Linked DNA regions of Homo sapiens: region 2 is linked to region 1. Evidence: chromatin loops called from intact Hi-C (ENCODE). Cell type or tissue: psoas muscle. All regions are shown on one strand. Links, peaks and the distances in the headings refer to the core of each region. The heading gives the core; the rest is flanking DNA. Region 1 has its middle 7.4 kb from the start of MSTN. Region 2 overlaps PMS1 (PMS1 homolog 1, mismatch repair system component).

The links. Hi-C counts contacts between places; a loop is a spot of excess contacts. Peaks named below come from ENCODE experiments on the same cell type or tissue, not always from the same donor. Only the 100,000 strongest peaks of a DNase experiment are listed, where the experiment ranks them.
Region 2: a loop joins it to region 1, with 5 times the contacts of the local background. A loop is called at or near these places in 40 of 110 quality-filtered maps.

The regions. Positions count from the first base shown.
Region 1 is chr2:190,064,816-190,075,435 of GRCh38, reverse strand. It overlaps a transcript of AKAP19 not described here. Among named protein-coding and RNA genes, the nearest start is that of MSTN, 7.4 kb to the right of the region's middle. In psoas muscle, for the core only: a CTCF peak has its summit at 4,938 (motif pointing right); no DNase peak of the experiment used is centred there.
Region 2 is chr2:189,795,476-189,803,475 of GRCh38, reverse strand. PMS1 (PMS1 homolog 1, mismatch repair system component) reads right to left here. Exons shown (of 13, transcript NM_000534.5): 3 at 7,525-7,707. Among named protein-coding and RNA genes, the nearest start is that of PMS1, 15 kb to the right of the region's middle. In psoas muscle, for the core only: a CTCF peak has its summit at 4,550; no DNase peak of the experiment used is centred there; H3K27ac peaks cover 593 bases.

The sequences.
Region 1 (10,620 bases), core at 1,277-9,276:
TAGAAAATAAGAAAGGCTATATAGAACTTAAACAAACCTGACTTGACATTTAAAGAATCACACATGCAATAACAACTGAACACAAATTATTTTCAAGTGTTCATGAAACATTCACCAAGATAGAACATAAGGTGGGCCATAAAACCATTTTTAATAAATGTAAAATGATATAAATAATACCAACTACATTCTCTGATTACAACAGAAGTTAGAAACCAGTAACAAAAATATATCTGGAAAATATCTGAATATTTGGAAATTAATCATACTTCTAAATAAGTATGGTCAAAAAATAATCACAAGAAAAATTACGAAATATTTTGTATTGTGTGTGACTTAGAAGTTTTCTTTGCCATGTTGGAATTTAAATTTTTTATCTAAATACATTTACCAAGCTATAGTAGAAAAGCTTGGTAAACACGCCTAGCTAATTTTAAATTCATCACGGCAAAGAACCTCAAACAAATTCTGGCACATTTACATGCTTAAGAATGTTTGACACCAACATTTACATCATAGTGTATGATACTCACATTTTCTTCTCATACTTTTCTGGTTTCATTTTTGAGATTTAAATTTTGATAAATATAAAATTGTCCCTGCTTTCATGGAGCTTACGGTTTAGTGGTCAGGGATCCACATGGCTAGTTTTCTGTCCCAATACCATTTATTATATAGTCCATCTACTTAACGGCCTAAGTTAAAATGACACTTTTATCTCTTCTGTAGTTTTCCTATATGATTTGATCTACTTTTGCACTCCTTTTCTCTCTTTTTTTTTTTTGAGACAAAGTCTTTCTCTGTTGCCAGGCTGGAGTGCAGTGGTGTGATATCTCAGCTCACTGCAACTTCCAACTCCCGGGTTTAAGCGAATCTCCTGCTTCAGCCTCCTGAGCAGCTGGGACTAGAGGCACGCGCCACCACGCCCAGCTAATTTTTGTATTTTTAGTAGAGACGGGGTTTCACCATGTTGGCCAGGATGGTCTTGATCTCTTGACCTCATGGTCCACCCGCCTCAGCTTCCCAAAGTGCTGGGATTACAGGTGTGAAGCCACCGCACCTGGCCTTTTCTCTATTTTTAAATTCTTCTTTCAAAACTGTGCATTTTAAATTATTTCACCTTAAAATGTTTTCATATCCATTAGTGATATTCCCCTCTCATTTCTTTTCCTTATAAAAATTTACCTAGCTATTCTGAAATATTTATATTTAAAAATGTATTGATGTTTGAATTGGAAAGTACGTTGCATTTATAAAATAAAGAGAAAGGCATTTTAAATTTGGTTTGGTTTATTTGGGGTTAAGCTCTTAATACACAATGCCTGTGCTCCACACCAGACTAAATCTTTGGTGATGGAGCCTAGATATTCTGCAATTTTTTTTTTTTTTTTTCTGAGACGGAATCTCACTCTGTCATCCAGGCTGAAGTGCAGTGGCACAATCTCGGCTCACTGTAACCTCCGCCTCCCAGGTTCAAGCGATTCAGCCTCCTGAGTAGCTGGGACTACAGGCACGTCTCACCACACCCGGCTAATTTTTGTGTTTTTAGTAGAGATGGGGTTTCACCATGTTAGCCAGGCTGGTCTCAAACTCCTGACCTCAGGTGATCCATCACCTTGGCCTCCCAAAGTGCTGGGATTACAGGCGTGAGCCACCGCACCCGGCCGATATCTGCAGTTTTTTTTTTAACTAAGTGATTGTAATGTACAACCAGGGTAAAGAAACACTGGTCCTATAATATAAAGAAAATATTAAATCTCAAATAATAAATGGAAAGACACACCCTTTTCTTGAATAGGAGGACTCAGTATTGTATGGTAGCTAAAATTTTTCTCTGGGCTTCACACAGGCCTTCAGATTTATTTCTATATTTATTTTTATTAATTATTTTAATTCTAGAAGGGTGGCTTTTAGAGTATTAATATTTTGATTGCGACCCACAGTAAATAACACAACTTCAAAAGGAGACCTGGTATATACACTGATAAAAAAGTTTCCCATAATTCTATTTGCCCTTTACTCTGAGCATGCACTCTATTCTATTCTTACTCTATTTTGTAAAAAATGCTTATATCTAAACACTGTTTTGAAAAATACTGTTCTACATTACCTGTCCATTGAGGATTTGGAAGAATCATCTATAGACTGGCACTTTTCAGAGTATTCCACTTTCTTCCTGGTTGTGTTTTTTTCTGGAAAATCTATATATGTTCATTTCATACAGGTCTTCCAGGTCTTCAAATTTATTTCCATAATACTTTTGCAGTATACTCTTTTAATTCTCTGTCTGTAAACCATTTATCTTTCTCCCTCTGAATTTACAGTATTTGTGCATTCTTTATATTGATAAATTAAGCTAGTGTGTTTTTTCTCTTTAAAAAAGTTATAAATTTATATTATCAATTCGATTACTTTGCTGTTTCTGACTCAATTTATGGTTTTATCTTTTTAGTTTTGTTTTAGCTGTCACTTTAATTTGTAGCCTATTTTATGGTTCATTTTCTAACTTTTTAAGTTAAAGAGTGTGTGATTTTCATACTTTCTTGTTTAGCAATACATATTTGAAGCTATGAATATCTGCTAAACACAGCAGTTGTTTCCTATAAGTTTTGGTATGTAACGTTTTAGCTGTTATTTTGTACACATTCTGTGATAACACTTGTTTCCTCTTTGTACCAAAAGTTGTTTTAAACAATTTTTATATTTCCAAGTAGAAGAAGAGATGTTGATTTTTTATTTTGACTATTCATTTTTGTTTAATTATACTGTGATCAGAGAATATGGTCTGGATTATTTCTAATTTGGGACATTTATTACAATATTTGTCAATTTAGTAAATGTTTCATGGGCTTTAAAAAATAAGATTGATTTTTCATTGTCAGGATATAGCATTCACTACAAATTTTTTTCATCAACCTCATTGACTTAATTGTTCAAATACTTTATATCCTTACTAATTTTCAACTGTTTGATCCATGAAGTGAATTAAAGTCTGCTACTACTATTATTTTTTTTATTTCAACTTTTATTTTAGATTCGGGGGTGCAGGTTTGTTACCTGGGTATATTGTGTGATGCTGAGGTTTTGGGGTATGATTGGTCCCATCATCCAGGTAGTGAGCTTAGTACCCTACAGTTAGTTTTTCAACCCTTGTTTCCCTTCCCCTAGCTTCCTCCCTCCAGTGCTCCCCAGTGTCTATTTTGCTATCTTTATGCTCATGACTACCCAACGTTTAGCTGTCACTTATAAGTAAGAACATGCAGTATTTGTTTTTCTGTACTTGCATTAATTAGCTTAGGATAATGGCCTCCAGCTGCATCCATGTTGCAGCAAAGAACATGATTTCGTTCTTTTTTATGGCTGCATTGCTACTACTGCTTTGTTTCTTACCCTTTCTCCTTGCAGTTCTGCAGTTTTTCTTTATGTATTTTTATTAAATCGTTCCATGCTTTAAGATTTATGAAAGGTATATCTTCTCTGTGGAGTGTTTCCTCTACCATCATAAAATTTCCTTGTCTTGTTTTTACTTTCTGTCTTAAATTCAAACCTGTGACTAATATCATGACTCCAGTTCTTTTTTGTTAGCATTTGTCTGGTATATCTTTTCTGACTTTTTTCTTTCTAGTTTCTTAATCATTTTGTTCTACATCTCCATCTTGTGTACATTATAAACCCATCGTTCACTTTATAAAAGTTTAATTTAGAAATTTTTAATTTTACAAAGATTTATAATACAAATTAATATTAATGATATCAATATTGTTAGATATTACTGGTATTATTATTGACACATTTTCATATTTAATATTTATGAAGCACACAATTCATTGTTGTATGAACATCATATTTAACATGACATTTTCACTGTTGTGTGAACATCATAGAATGTACTTACACAAACCCAGATGGTATAATCTACTGCATAGGTAGGCTGCATAGTATAGCCTATTGCTCCTTGGCTACAAACCACTACTGCATGTTACTGTACTATATTATACCACAGGCAATAGTAACACAATGGCATTTGTATATCTAAACATATAATATAGAAAAGGTACAGTAAAAAATATGGTATAAAAGATAAAAAACGAATAGCTAGAACTACAAGTGTGTGGCACTACAACAAGCTAAATTTTTCACTTTTATTTTTTGTAGAGATGGGGTCTCATTATACTGCCCAAACTGGTCTTGAACTCCTGGCCTCAAGCAATCCTCCTGCCTCGGTCTCTCAAAGCACTGGGATTACAGGTGTGAGCCACCATGTCCAGCCTACTTTCTTTATATCCTTGTTTTATAAGCTTTTTAAAAAAGGTTTTTAAATGTTTTTGTTAAAAACTAAGACACAAACACACACACTAGCCTAGGCCCACACTCAGTTGGGATCATCAAGACATCACTAAGCCGTAGTAATGTTTCAGCTCCGTTATAATCTTCTGGGACCCCCCTCATCTATGTGGTCTGCTGAGATTGTTACGCAGTGCATGACTGTACATTCAATGCTTACCCACAACCAAATAGTGGGTGTTCATAAGTATTTGATGAAAATCTAAGTAAAGGGTCCTTACTATACCATACTTTATCAAGTATTTGAATTTTACCAGTTCTTCCCATCAGATTTCTCCTCTGAGTTTGAATGGAGATTTTTAAAAAATATATTAGATTTCCAGAAAAATTTGTTGTATTACTGGGGACTTAAATTCATGTGTCATCTAAAAATATCCAATATTTAACATAGATTTTGGGTCTTAATCATAGTAATGTCTTACTTACATATTTTATTCAGCCAGATTCTGCAGGTTACCAAAAAAAAAGGGGGGGGGGAGAGAGAGGGAAAATATATCACACTGAACTCGCTGAACTCAAGGTTTAAACTGAAGTTCTTATGACCTTAGAAAAATTGACAGCAGAAGTAATGTAGTTCTTAGAGTTCCCAGCAGGGGCCAGAATGTTCATGCTAAATCTAATTAAATGAAAGTTTTTTTTTTTTTTAAACTATAAGTCAAGGTTGTACCTAGTTCTGAACTAATTAGAAATTCAAAGATATAACTCCTTGTAACTTTCTGTGGTTAAAATAACTAGAAACTACTGACTTTTTAATGTTAAATTTCAAGAATATAGATATATAATTTAAAATATTGAAATTTGAGTTAAGTAATGATGTTATATAACAAAACACTGACCCCAATACCTGAGCAAATGGGCTTCAAAAGTACATTTAGTCAGTAGACATTAAAACTCCTATACTAATTGCCAAAAACAGCTCATTGAATCTTTCAGTTGCCAAGCCGGAACCATGGATAGGGTCCAAGAACAAAGGGCACCACTGTGGCACTGACCCAGGAAATTGAGCGCTGACCTAATTTGTTCATTTTAGAACATTAAAAAAATTCTTAATTCAACATAAAGAAGTTAAAGAAGTACTTGGTGCTTCAAAAGTATTTCACTGTAAATTGCCTTTGCAAATTAAATAAACTGTTCTTCATTTAATTCTAATTTAAATCATATAACCTCTCTCTGGGCCTCAGTTTCTCCATCTCTTTATGAATAGAGTGGATAGAATAACCTTAACATCCTATAGCCCTAAAGTTTTTTATTTCCCTTAGGCAAAAACAGCATCATCTTTTTCTGTGTCCAATTCCTGGCATAGTACCTATCATAAACCAGGTGCACAATAAGGGTTTAATGAACAAATACATGTATAAATGAACAGATGAATATATTTTAAAAATACTTCTTTCTAAGAATTTACAAAAGAATTTGGAAATGGAATGACTCTCTGAAAGCCAATCCTCTGTGAATTATGGAAAACTACGCTTTAGGCAATTCCAAGGAAATAAAACATGAGTCTCCAAGAAAGAACTAAATTTTTCTAAGGCTATTACTACCTTCAAACCACCAATGGAGTAAAGAGAGTTAAGATTTCTAAAAATGGTTTTACAACTATACATTTAAAAATCTAAATCAAAAAAATTATTATTTTTAGATTTAATTGTAAGATTTTTCTCTTGGGGAGTGGTTGGTTACTAGAAACATTAACTTTAAAAATTTTTAAAACTAAAGACAAATTATTTGCCAATTCAATCTATATTGTCAGCTGTTCTGGAAACCTGTGTTTGTTCTAAAGTAAGTGAAAACATCATGCAGAAAACTGGTCATCAAATATAATGAAAATAAATTTATTATTATGCTCAGTTCATACTTCTCCCTACTGGGAGATTGATCTGTCTTTGCCTTGCTCTCTCTCTCTCTCTCTCTCTCTCACACACACACACACACACACACACACACACACACACACATATGCATGCACACACACACCCCTTTTGAGACTTCTTTTCTACCCTCTGGCTACCTTTGAGACTCATTAAACTTAATATGAACCTATGTTGGGGAAGGGATCTAGTCACCTTAAGCAGTGGTGTCATAGCCAGCATGGCAACTCCCTAGTATGGTCCCTGTTAAGAGCCACACGGTGTGAGAAGCCATAGATCTAGGAAGCCCAGATCATTAAATGCAAAAGCTGCACTGGGATACTCAAAGTGCTCAGTGCTCCACTGGAGAACTACTGCAGTGTCAAGAACACAGGGACCTGTGATACTAATCTCTCCTGCCAGTTTCAGGAAGAGGGGAGTCAACAGAAATGCTATGAACTACAGTCAGAACAAACTAAAAACCCTTTCACTTAGAAAGTCTATAAATACACTAACTACACCTTGCCGAGAAGTTGAAAAGTTGGAGTTTCTGGTATTTAAGGAGTTGTTTGTTCATTTAGTGGTTTAATTATTTAAAAAACACTGTTCTGGCCAGGTGCAGTGGCTCACGTCTGTAATCCCAGCACTTTGGGAAGCTGAGGTGGGCGGATGGATGACTTGAGGCCAGGAGTTCGAAACCAGCCTAGCCAACATGGCAAAACGCCGTCTCTACTAAAGATACAAAAAATTAGCCAGGCATGGTGGCACACACCTGTAATCCCAGCTACTCAGGAGGCTGAAGCAGGAGAATCGCTTGAACCCGGGAGGCAGAGGTTGCAGTGAGCCGAGATCCTGCTACTGTACTGCAGCCTGGGTGACAGAGTGAGACTCCATCTCAACAAACAAAGAAAAACACTGTTCTCCCCGTCTAACTATGTGCCAGGTACTAGACCAAGAGCTGAAAAGACAAAAAAGAGCAAAATATTCCCTGCCTTCAAATAGCTCATAGTCTATTTGGGGGATGGAAGGGTAGGGATTAGAGGACAAGTAAGGAAACATTAAAACACAAACATATAAGAATTGTAATAATCGAGGAGGGGACAATCTATACAATTTTAACAGCAAGTCTTTGAGTCTAGTTTGTTTTTTTAGAGAGGGTCTCGCTCTGTCTCACGCCACCGCACCCAGCTAATTTCTGTATTTTTAGCAGAAATGGTGTTTCACCATGTTGGCCAAGCTGGTCTCGAACTTCTGACCTCAAATGATCCAATCTGCCTCAGCCTCCCAAAGTGCTGTGATACAGGCATGAGCCACCGTGCCTGGCCCCTAGTATCTTTTTTTCAATAGAAAAAATGAGGAAGCCAAATTATAACTTCATTTTTATTTTCTATGATAAATTTTAAGCCTATAATAAATAGACTAGAGCTCCCATTTTGGGAAGGAGGGAGAGGAGAAATTGCATTTTGAAGTTTTCCTGAATTAATTCTACTCTTAAAGGACAATGGATTGCAGCAATTTTATTAACTAGGACATTATTATGAGGATTGCCAGAGTATGAATACAGTCACCTCAAGACCTTCTGAAGACCATCTACAAGAAATCCCTTAAGACTACTAATTTCAGTCTATACCCTAGAACTGACAAATATTTTGCAAATGACCTCTAGATTGCCTGCAAGTTTGTAGTTGGTGATTACAATAATATTTACATTTCTGCTTTTTGTAATAATTATGTACTATTAAATAAACAATGTTTTAAAATTACCATGTTTGATGTCTCATTAAAAGCAACGCTACAGGTATTGGGAGGAGGGGACTGTAAGTTAAAGGGGGAAGTATTCAATTGAAGTAGTGTAAAAAGTACTACTTTGGGCATATGGTTCTCCAAGTACAGTCTGGGGATCACTGGGGTGCTTCCCAAGTCTCTTCCAGAGAGTCTATGAAATAAAAACTGTTTTCATAATAATACTAAGATGTTTTTTGCCTTTCTCACACTCATTCTTTCTTATGTGTACAATAGTTTTCCAGAGGCCCCATAATGTATGAAGACATCATGACTCTGTCAGCAAATAAAATGCATGCTTGAATATGCCTGCACATGACAATTTGTTTTAATATATATGTGTTAAATATTAATGATATAACTGACACAAAAAAAGATTTGGGGGATTCTAAATAGTTTTTGAGAGTATAAACAAATCCTGAGACCCAAAATTTTGAGAATCACTGCTTTAGGGGATAAACCTCAATGGAAAGGGCACACCTAATCAAATTTATTCATATTTCATATGAAGAAACTAGTCCATAGGTTTCCTGAAGACAGTGATTGTGTCTGTCTGGCTCGCTGTTTTATCCTCAGAATCTAGCATAGTGCCAGGTACAAAATAGGCATTCAAATATTTCATAAACTAATACATGAATTCACACATACATACATTTATAAATGAAGGGTTTGCTAACTGACTTATTCAAGGTTACATAAAACATCAACAGTAAAGCCAGAACTATATTTTGGGTCTCCTGCCTTCTATTCCCATATTCATGCTACCTAGCTTAAGAATATTTTTTGTTTTTGTTAATTTTTGTCTTCTAACTATCAAAAGCATGGGTAATCAGTTATCATCAATGTGGGATGATTATCTTCTCATGATGTTAAGTGAGTTGAGTACTATGCAGATTTTTTCTGGCTCTAAGAATAATCAGCATAAAGTAATACCAAACAGCTGTAAACACAAGTTAATGACAAGAGGTATCAGATAAAACTTTCTGAGTTTTTGCCCAAAACTGTTGAATTTTTCATGATTCATTCTTGTGCTAATTCCTAATCTCATCGTCCTCCTTTTCTTGGCCATGATCATTAAACTTCCGGCAAGTCTTTACATTAGTACACTCAGTAGATCTCACACTGGAAAAATAAAACCGTAATTTTTTTTTGGAAAATATTGTTTATACCCTCAACATTGTTTTGAGACAACCAGTGAGTATTTGTAACAGAGATGAGAGAGTTTCGCTTGCCACCTTACTGACGGTTACAGAAAATGTGAGGCCCACAACAGTCTACCTAGTACAAAGACGAACCATACCAGTCTTGTGAGATACTGCCTTAACTACCTAAATTCTGACTCCTGTGAGAAGCTGCTTTTAGAGATGGCTAACTTAAGACAAAACCAACAAGCTGATAGACGCAGCTCTCCCAGTTAACTAGGAGGAATTCTTCTCTACCCACTCACCCTAATGATGCAGTACTGTCCTGTCTCCTTGGTGATAAGAACTGCCAGAACTGGGTCTCCAGCAGTCAGACTACATTGAAGTTTCCTATAGCTGGTGAGCCCTTCTATTCTGGGGCCTCAGGAAGGTTGCAATCACTGCCACTGGAGAAGGAATAAAACTTACTTAAATTTCTTCAGTTCTTCTTCACCCATTCAATACTGTTCTCTAGAGAAGTTGATTAGATATAGTCAATTCTCCCTATTCATAGTAGTTATGTTCTATAAAGTCATTGCCAACACTGAGTTAGCAAATATTGAACTATTGTTCCCAGGGGAAAAACAGGGTTAGTTGAGCCTCTGGTCATAACATTTACATCACCCAATCAATATATAACCTTGTTTTATGTATGTTTTTGTTTACAAATACATTATTTAATATATATTGTTCATTCATTAACACTGAACTCACAGCCAGCAGCACTATAACTCAGGCCTGAATGATGCTTATCTAGCACATGCATTTTTTCATGAGAACTTTTTTCCCTTAGGCATATCACAGCCTTTTAAAATTGTGGTAAATATACACAACATTTAGCATCTTAACCATTTTTAGGTGTACAGTTCGGTGGCATTAAGCACATTCACACTGTTGTGTAACCATCACCACCATTCATCTTCAGAAATTTTTCATCTTCCCAGACTGAAACTCTGTATCTATCACACAGTAACTACCCCTCAGTGCCTCACCCAGTCCCTGGCAACCACCATGCTACTTTCCATTGCAGCTTTCCTGTGATTAGGAACATAGGAACACCACGCAGCACGTCAGCACTATGCTTGGGGGCCATTTTTAAAAAGCAAAATCAATAAGAGGAGCAATAAAAAAAGAAGCACAAAATATGTGAAAACATGGCACTAAATAGACGGGAAAAAGGGAATTTGTTTATAGTATGAGAGCTGAAACAAAAAGGCGGAACCCTGCCTTGTTTGACCTCATCTGGGAACCTGTGCGTCAGATAGGACTCAAATTTTTTGCCGCTCTGTGAATGCCAGCGAATGACTGAAAAATGCTAGGAATATTGAGTTTCATAGATAAATTTTAGCAAGTAGGCAAATTTGTGAATACAGAAATCATGAATAATAAGAATTGTCTGTTAGCGGAAATGACAACCTTTGTTCACTTTTTTCCAGGTGATAAGAATAAAGAGCTGGAACATGTCT
Region 2 (8,000 bases), core at 1-8,000, 270 kb after region 1:
AATAAAGAAAACCAGTATTTTAAAAGGAAAAGTTTTACAAGTCCTTAGAGGACCTTGGAGGCTATATTAGTTATCAGTTATTAAAAACTGACTCTCTGGTCCAGTTTACTGAGTTTCAAGAAATCGCAGTATCATTACAAAATTAAAATTACATAAAAGCATTTAAACTTCAGATAAACATAGTTTTTCTTCAATGTTTAGATAAAAAGTAAAGAAAAAACTTAGAATATATCCTGATAATTCAGGTAAAAATCCTCTTGACAAAAATTCATTTAAGGTAATTATGATAAAGCCTTTTGAGTTTTTGGGGGGGCTAAGTTTTAGATGAAAACTGACACAAAAACGAGTTGAAAACGCACAGTCTTTACGATTCAGGTGAAATACAGACTTTTGCCTGAATGGCTGAAATGTTTTCTTTTCTGCATGTGAGTATGCCTGCCTGCCTGTGCAAGTATTGTGCACTAATTAAAGTACTCTGACTGCAGGACTTGTTCCCAGATACCCACTATGGGGAGCCTAGCAACAGGGAGATCTTGGCCCTGGCTTTTCTCCTTTCAATAGAGTTCCATCACCTGTGATGAAGCTGCATTTAGGAAGTAAAATATTCCAACTGCTTCAAAACTTCCCAGACGTATTTTGACTAAAGCTCCTCCATCACAGCTATAAAAAATATACGAGACAACCCTACACTGTGGAAAAGGAGTCAGAAGTCCTTGGTTTAGAACCATCATAATGACATTAGGGGCTTCCCCTGACCCTTTTATAGTATGTGGGCCCACAAATAAGTGAGTCCCAACTTCCATCTTCAAAACAAAATGACTCAGCTTCTCATTCTGCTCCTCTAAGCCCTGGAGGCTTAATGTGAGGTGATACAAAAACAAACCTACAGATCCTATATTATCTCATCACAAAATTATGTACAGTTGACCCTTCCACAACACAAGTCTGAACTGTGCAGGTCCACTTAACACACAGATTTTCTGCCACCAGAGACAGCAAGACCAATCTCTTCTCTTCTACCCTTTCCTTAGCCTACTCAACATGAACACTTAATGAACAGCTTCCACTTAATGAATAGCAAACATATTTATTTTCTCTTATAATTTTCTTAATAACATTCTTTTCACTAGTTTATTATAAGAATACAGTATATAATACATGCAACATACAAAATATGTTATCTTCCGGTCAACAGGAGGCCGGTCAACAGTAGTTAAGTTTTAAAGGAGTCAAAAGTTACATGTGAATTTTTGACTGCATAGCGAAGTGGTGGGGTCAACTGGGTGATGTTCAAGGGTCAACTGCATAATGAGCTTGATAAGGTGAGAATAATATTCAGTACACTGTAACCATTTAAATGGTGGATGAATGAATCAATAAATGTAAATGTTATGCAGAGGATGACATTTATTCTTCTGAGGGAAAAACGAGAGAAAAAAATGAACTAACACTACGGGATGAAGACATTTGGTGAGAATTAGAAGGAATTTACCTATGAATGGCTATTACATTTTAGAAAGGATTTCCCCAAAATGTGGAATAGCATACATAGAATGCGGAGGTGAAATACTATTTGCAGAGGGGAATAAGCAAGTCTAATGATCTTATCCAGATGCATACTACTTTTCACATACAAGTCCAAAGTAGAAATAACTTGCATCTGTATGTACACAATATTCAAGACACTGTAAGATGTATTATTGTATTTGACCCTCACTTGATAAATGAAAAAAAAAAAATTCTCAGAAAACTTAATCTGACTTTGGCCTTTGGCCAGGTCTCTTATTCAAACACTCAGGATTTAGAATTAGGCTTCTGACTCCTACTTCAGAATTTGTTCTTTAAGAAAAAAAATAAAATAAAATAAACTGTTCTGTATTTCTAAAACCAGCCTCCATGTAAAATCCAGTTCAAAAATGTTGTTAGTTTCTTAAACATTTCTTTGATAACACATATAAAATATCAACCTAAAAAGAAAAATATTTTGTGTTTTTTATTATGTGATAGGAATAATATACACAATCTTTATAAAAATTTTTATGAGACGGTCAAGACAGGATTTTCACTCTCTCTATTTCAACCCAGTCACTGTGCTTAGTAATTAGTACTAGTAATTAAACATTGAAGATGACAAATTTCTCAAAATTATTGCTCTACAAACAATAAATTTCAAGAAGTTATGCTTGCTGTTATGATTTTAAAGAAAACCATTACGAGTAAATTTGTGTCAGTTGCTGATATACTCATCACAGATCATGAAAGCAATAATTCCATTTTAAAATACCAATAGTTTACTCTGCAGATATAAAAAGAATGCCTGCAGGGCACAGTGGCTCCTGCCTGCCAGCAATTCGGGTGGCTGAAGCAGGAAGATTGCTTGAGGCCAGGATTTTGAGCCCAGCCTGAACAAGAGAGTGAGACCCTATCTCTACAAAAAATTATAAAAATTATAAAACAAAACAAAACAAAAATAATGCTTTACTTCTTTGGACTGTTTAAGGTTGGAAGTTATTTTATAATTGACAAATTAGGAAAACTGACCATTCAAGTATATAAATAAAGAACAAAGAATTAGATGTATTTTAGATTTCTCCAGCCAATTTTGCTGAAAGTCTAACTTAATTTTTCTTCTTAATAACATTTTTTAAATAAACAGAAAATAATGTCAACAACTAGAGTTATAGGTGATGGCTGTTTAATAGTGTGCCCAATTACATATCGATCCACTGAGCCTAGGATGGTTTACAACTCTATGACTTTAAAATTATATGCATCAGTTAGTTTGGTAGATAAAATAACCAAATTACTAATTTTTATTGCATTCACTGTAATTTTCATCTAAAAAGTTTCAAAATAAGCTAGTCTTGAAAATATATTTTTTCTATATATGAAACCTCAATTCTTTCTGAGTGCTAAGGAATATTCCTTAAGATTAAAAAGTGAACTCCTTTCCCCCAAAATGCACCCATTAAGTCTTATTTAAAAATATTTATTTTTAAATGTAACTGACTTCAACAAACATACATTACTTCCTGTTTTTCTCAAATACTATTCACAGTCCTCACATATAAGTTTCAACTCACCTACTCCTAACAACTTATCTATTGAACTTAGCACTGCAGGCCTGGGTATATTTGTAAATAATTTAATATTTAATATGGAAGTATTTTTAAACTTTATAAATACATTTCTAATCATGCTAGTAAAGAGGTAATATAACCTACCACGGAAAATACATTACTGAAAGGCATGAAATTAGGACTGAATTCTGGGCTTTGCCTTGAACACACTATGTATACCTGAATAGGTTACAAATTTCATATTTCACTGTGTACAATTCCTCTGAAATCAACTACCTAGTGCAGCACCCTGCATGCGTAGACAATGAACATTACTTGAGTTATTAGAGACAGTGTTTTGAAGTTGGGTAAGAAGACTTGGCATTTGGCTTCAAAAGACCTCAGTTTCCTCATCAGTACTATGAAGAAACTGAAGCACAGAAGACCTACATTGTAGGCTGGCTAATCCATGAAGCTCATTCTGAGATGGAGATTAGTGAGCAGTCAGTTTATTGGGGGGTTCTTTGGGATGATCACCAGTGGGCATAGGGCAATGTTGTCCTGAACTGGGACGTTTATAACACCTCAACCAGTCACTGGATTCATTGGATGCAGGTTGCCCTGCATGACTTGGGTAAGGCAGCTGTCTTCAGCTGCGGTAAGGGCAAGCTCCAGATGGAGACTCAGGGGTGAGTCACCAACACTCTTGGCAGCTGGGGGCTGACTGCTCAGTCCTGAAGTGGGGGATCTAGATGGTGTACTAGGGTCCCCTACTACTATAAAAGTTCCTTCCAGCTAGCTCTGTATTTCCTTTAGTTTTCAGGTACAATCAAACCTAAATCATCATCAAAAACTCTGTGCCAAAATAATACATACCATATGATTTCATTTATATCAAGTTCAAGAACATAAAGAACTAATCTGTGTTGACAGAGGTCTGAATAGCAGTTACCTTTGAGAAGTACTGACTGGGAGTGGGTATGAGGGAACCTTCTGGGGTTCTGATAATGGTCTAAATCTTGATCAGGAGTATACATATGTAAAAATTCATTGTGTTGTTAGTGTAGGTGTGTGTGTGCATGCATACACACACACATCTATATGTGGTTTTCCCAAAGACTTGTAAGAAAGGAAACTCCATAAAATACTGTTAATATTTTCTAAGATAAATGCTTGGCATTGCAAACATTTTTTTAAAAACTTTATAGTTTTCCACTATTGTGATACTTTGACAATTCTTTTGTAATTCTGATGAGCAAAATTATTTTATTTATACTCAAGGCCACTTGAGTGCCTCAAAATAAAACAAAGACAAAATGATAAACTTGCCTATCAAGTGGGTTTAAGTAATCAAATAAGGAAACAAGATAGAAAGTGACCAATGGAGAAAGACTTACAAAACTGCCATCTAAACTCAGAACTACAGTGAAGATTTGAATAAATCATACAGCTCATGTGAAACCTATTTCTAAAAACCAAGTATAGTGCTGCCACCTAGTAGGCAAAGCTAATTATGACTAATTTCAGCTCTGAAGGGTTACATATATATCTTGCAGAAAATACAGAAATGCCAAATTATCTTTTTGATAATCTACCAAATAAAGCTTAAAGCCTATCTGTCAAGTTTGAACAACAGCTAAAAAAAAAAAAAAAAAAAAATCAAATACTTATGCTCTAAAACAGAAAAAAAAAAATGACTTCTAGAGTAGTCACTGACAGCTAAATAGTACTGGCAGATTCAGAGGTTCCCTGATGCAAACCTCGTGCAATTTTAAAGACAAACTCTTTGTACAAGATCCAGGGTTGTGGATTCCCATTTATAGTCTTGAGGAGAAAAACGGACAATGCCCAATTGAACCCTCTAGTCCCTCTTCCCCAAAATCTATTTGAAGGCTCTGTGAACTCCAAATAAAGCGAGTGCTGAGGAAAATAGAGAAGTACACAGTGTGCTAGATTTTGGACAGCGGTTTTAAGAGTACACATGACAATTTCCCTTTAATGATCTCTAAACATCTGGATTCTAATAAGCAAGGCCCCCTAGTCCTCTATGCTCCAACAGCAAAATCTCCCACTTAAACTTCATCTCCTTTGCAATTTCTCTGGCCTACTTAAGACATGTTACACAGCCAGAAAAGCCCAAAAGTAAAAAACTGAACCCAGAGGGTCACCAATTTAACAACGGTGCTACTTAGGATTTTTCGACTTTACAGTGGCGCGGAAGTGATATGCATTCAGTAGAAAGCAGTGGATAAGCTAGCAATGCTGAGGCAGTGACCCACAGCTCCCAGTCAGCCATGTGACGATGAGGATAAACAACAGATCCTCTCCAGTGTACTATGTTGCCAGATAATTTTGCCCAACTGTAGACCAATGTAAGTGTTCTGAGCATGTTTAAAGTAGGTTAGGCTAAGCTGTAATGCTCAGCAAGTTAAGCATATTAAATGCATTTTCGATTTACAATATTTTCAACTTACAAAGGTTTAATCAGGAATGTAATCCCCTCATAAGTCAAGGAGTATCTGTACTGAGCTGGAATCCTAGCCACAAAAAATGGAGAAAACCTACACTATCCTATGCCAGCACTTCAAAAACAGAAGGGCTGAGGGAAGACCACAATGAACCTAGAGAATATATCATTATTCTTGGCAAGACTGGACTACTAAACAGATGTCCAAAGACCAGAAGGGGAGACAGCAACAGTATCTCATTTCTGTGCCACTTTTCCAGAACAACAAGTATGAAGTCCTATCATTTTACTGTACTGGAACATTCTTGCCTAAATAGGGTCTGCCAGCCTAAGCACAAATGAAGGATTACATGGCTACTGGGCAAATTTCAATAACTCAAGAGACCCTCACAATCACCCTGTCACCTGGCACATAGATACTGTCACACAATAAGAGCCCAACATCCACAGGGTAATAGTATAGTACAAAAAAAGTAGTACAGAGTCACGTGATCAAACACAACTGAGATAACAGAAATGAAGAGATCAAGGTTCTAGACGGGCTTTGCTACAAACTAGTTATAAGATCTGGGGCAGAGGCAGCGTAGTATAATTGGTACTATGCAAGTGAATGTGCCAAGCACTGAACTCAGGAGTTCATAGACACTGAGCACCTAACTCACAGTCAGAAGAGTAAAGTTCTTAAATCCAATCTGCCCTTAACTAGTTAAGGTTTAGACCAAGTCAATTCACATCTCTAGAGCGTAATCTCACTAACTGTACCGGTTAGAGTGGTATTTCTAAAGTGTAGTCCACAGAACAAGCAAACAAACAAACAAAAATGATATGCTTTCTCAATAAAAGAATTTCATGGTCAAGTAGGTATAGGAAAAAGTGCGTATATAAACCACCAACCTTAGAGATTTACAATGTGCTTGAATATAGTAAAGGCTCTGAGAAGTGCTATAGTTAAATATCTGCTTAATTTTCTTAATACAATTTTTAAATGCAAAACACACTTTGCTGCTCCTCAAAAAATTAGACACAGAATTATGATATGACATAGCAAGTCTACTTCTGGATATATACCCCAAAGAAGTAAAAGCAGGGACTCAAACAGGTATTTGTACACCAATGTTCACAGAAACATTATTCACAATAGCCCAAAGGTGGGTGAAAGTAACCCAGGTGTCCACCGATGAAAATGAACAGATAAACAAAATGTGGTATATACACATGATGGAATATTATTCAGCCTTAAAAAGGAAGGAAATTCTGATGCATGTTACAACATGGATGAACCCTGAAGACATTATAAGAGAAATAGGCCAGATACAAAAGAACAAATATTTTATGAGTCCACTTATATGTGATACCTAGAATAGTCTAATTCATAGAGACAGAAAGTAGAACAGTGAGTACTAGGGGATGGGGGGAAAAGGCATTATTGTTTAATGGGTACAGAGTTTGAAATAATGAAAAGGTTGCGGAGATGAATAATGGTTATAGATACACGACAATGTGACTGTAGCTAATGCCACTGCCACTGAATTGTACATTTAAAAATAATTAAAATGATACATTTTATGTTATGTATATATATATTTTTTTGAGACAGAATCTCACTCTATCTTGCCTAGGTGGGAGTGCAGTGGCATGATCTCGGGTCACTGCAGCCTCTGTTTCCCGGGTTCAAGCAATTCTCCTGCCTCAGCCTCTCAAGTAGCTGGGACTACAGACGTGAGGCACCATACCCAGCTAATTTTGTATTTTTAGTAGAGACGGGGTTTCACCATGTTGGCCAGGCTAGTCTCGAACTCCTGACCTCAGGTGATCCACCTGCCTCAGCCTCCCAAAGTGCTGGGATTACAGGCGTGAGCCACCTCGCCCGGCTTATGTTATGTATATTTTACCATAATAAAAATAATTAAAACCATACTTCACCAAATACTGGGTTAGTTTTAACTGTAATGTTCAGTGAATATGAAATCACTAAAATAACCAATATAATTACCTTACCTCAGCTATACAACAAATTGACCCCAAGGCTTCTCCACGAAAACCGTAAGTTGTCAAATTTTCAAGATCTTCATGACTATTTATTTTTGAGGTGTAGTACTTCATTGCCATTACAGGTGCATCAACAGCCTTGATACCCTCCCCGTTATCTCGCACCTCAATTTTATCAAATCCATAGTTCTCCTATAAAATGTCAAAAAACACTTTTAATATGTAAAAATATTAAACTGTTATCACACTTAGAAAGAAACACAAGTGAAAGAATTTTGACATTTATTTACTTTTATGGAAGCATAGCATTATGGATATAAGAGTTTAAATTCTTCAGCTCTACTAATTTCTAGTTATGGTGCAACAGGCAACTCCCTTGTTTTCTCTGGACACAGATTCAACTGTTGAATAAGGAGGTTAGGCTGATCTTTAAGGTTGCTTTTCACTGTTTCATTATCATGGGTATTTACAATAAACAATAATTT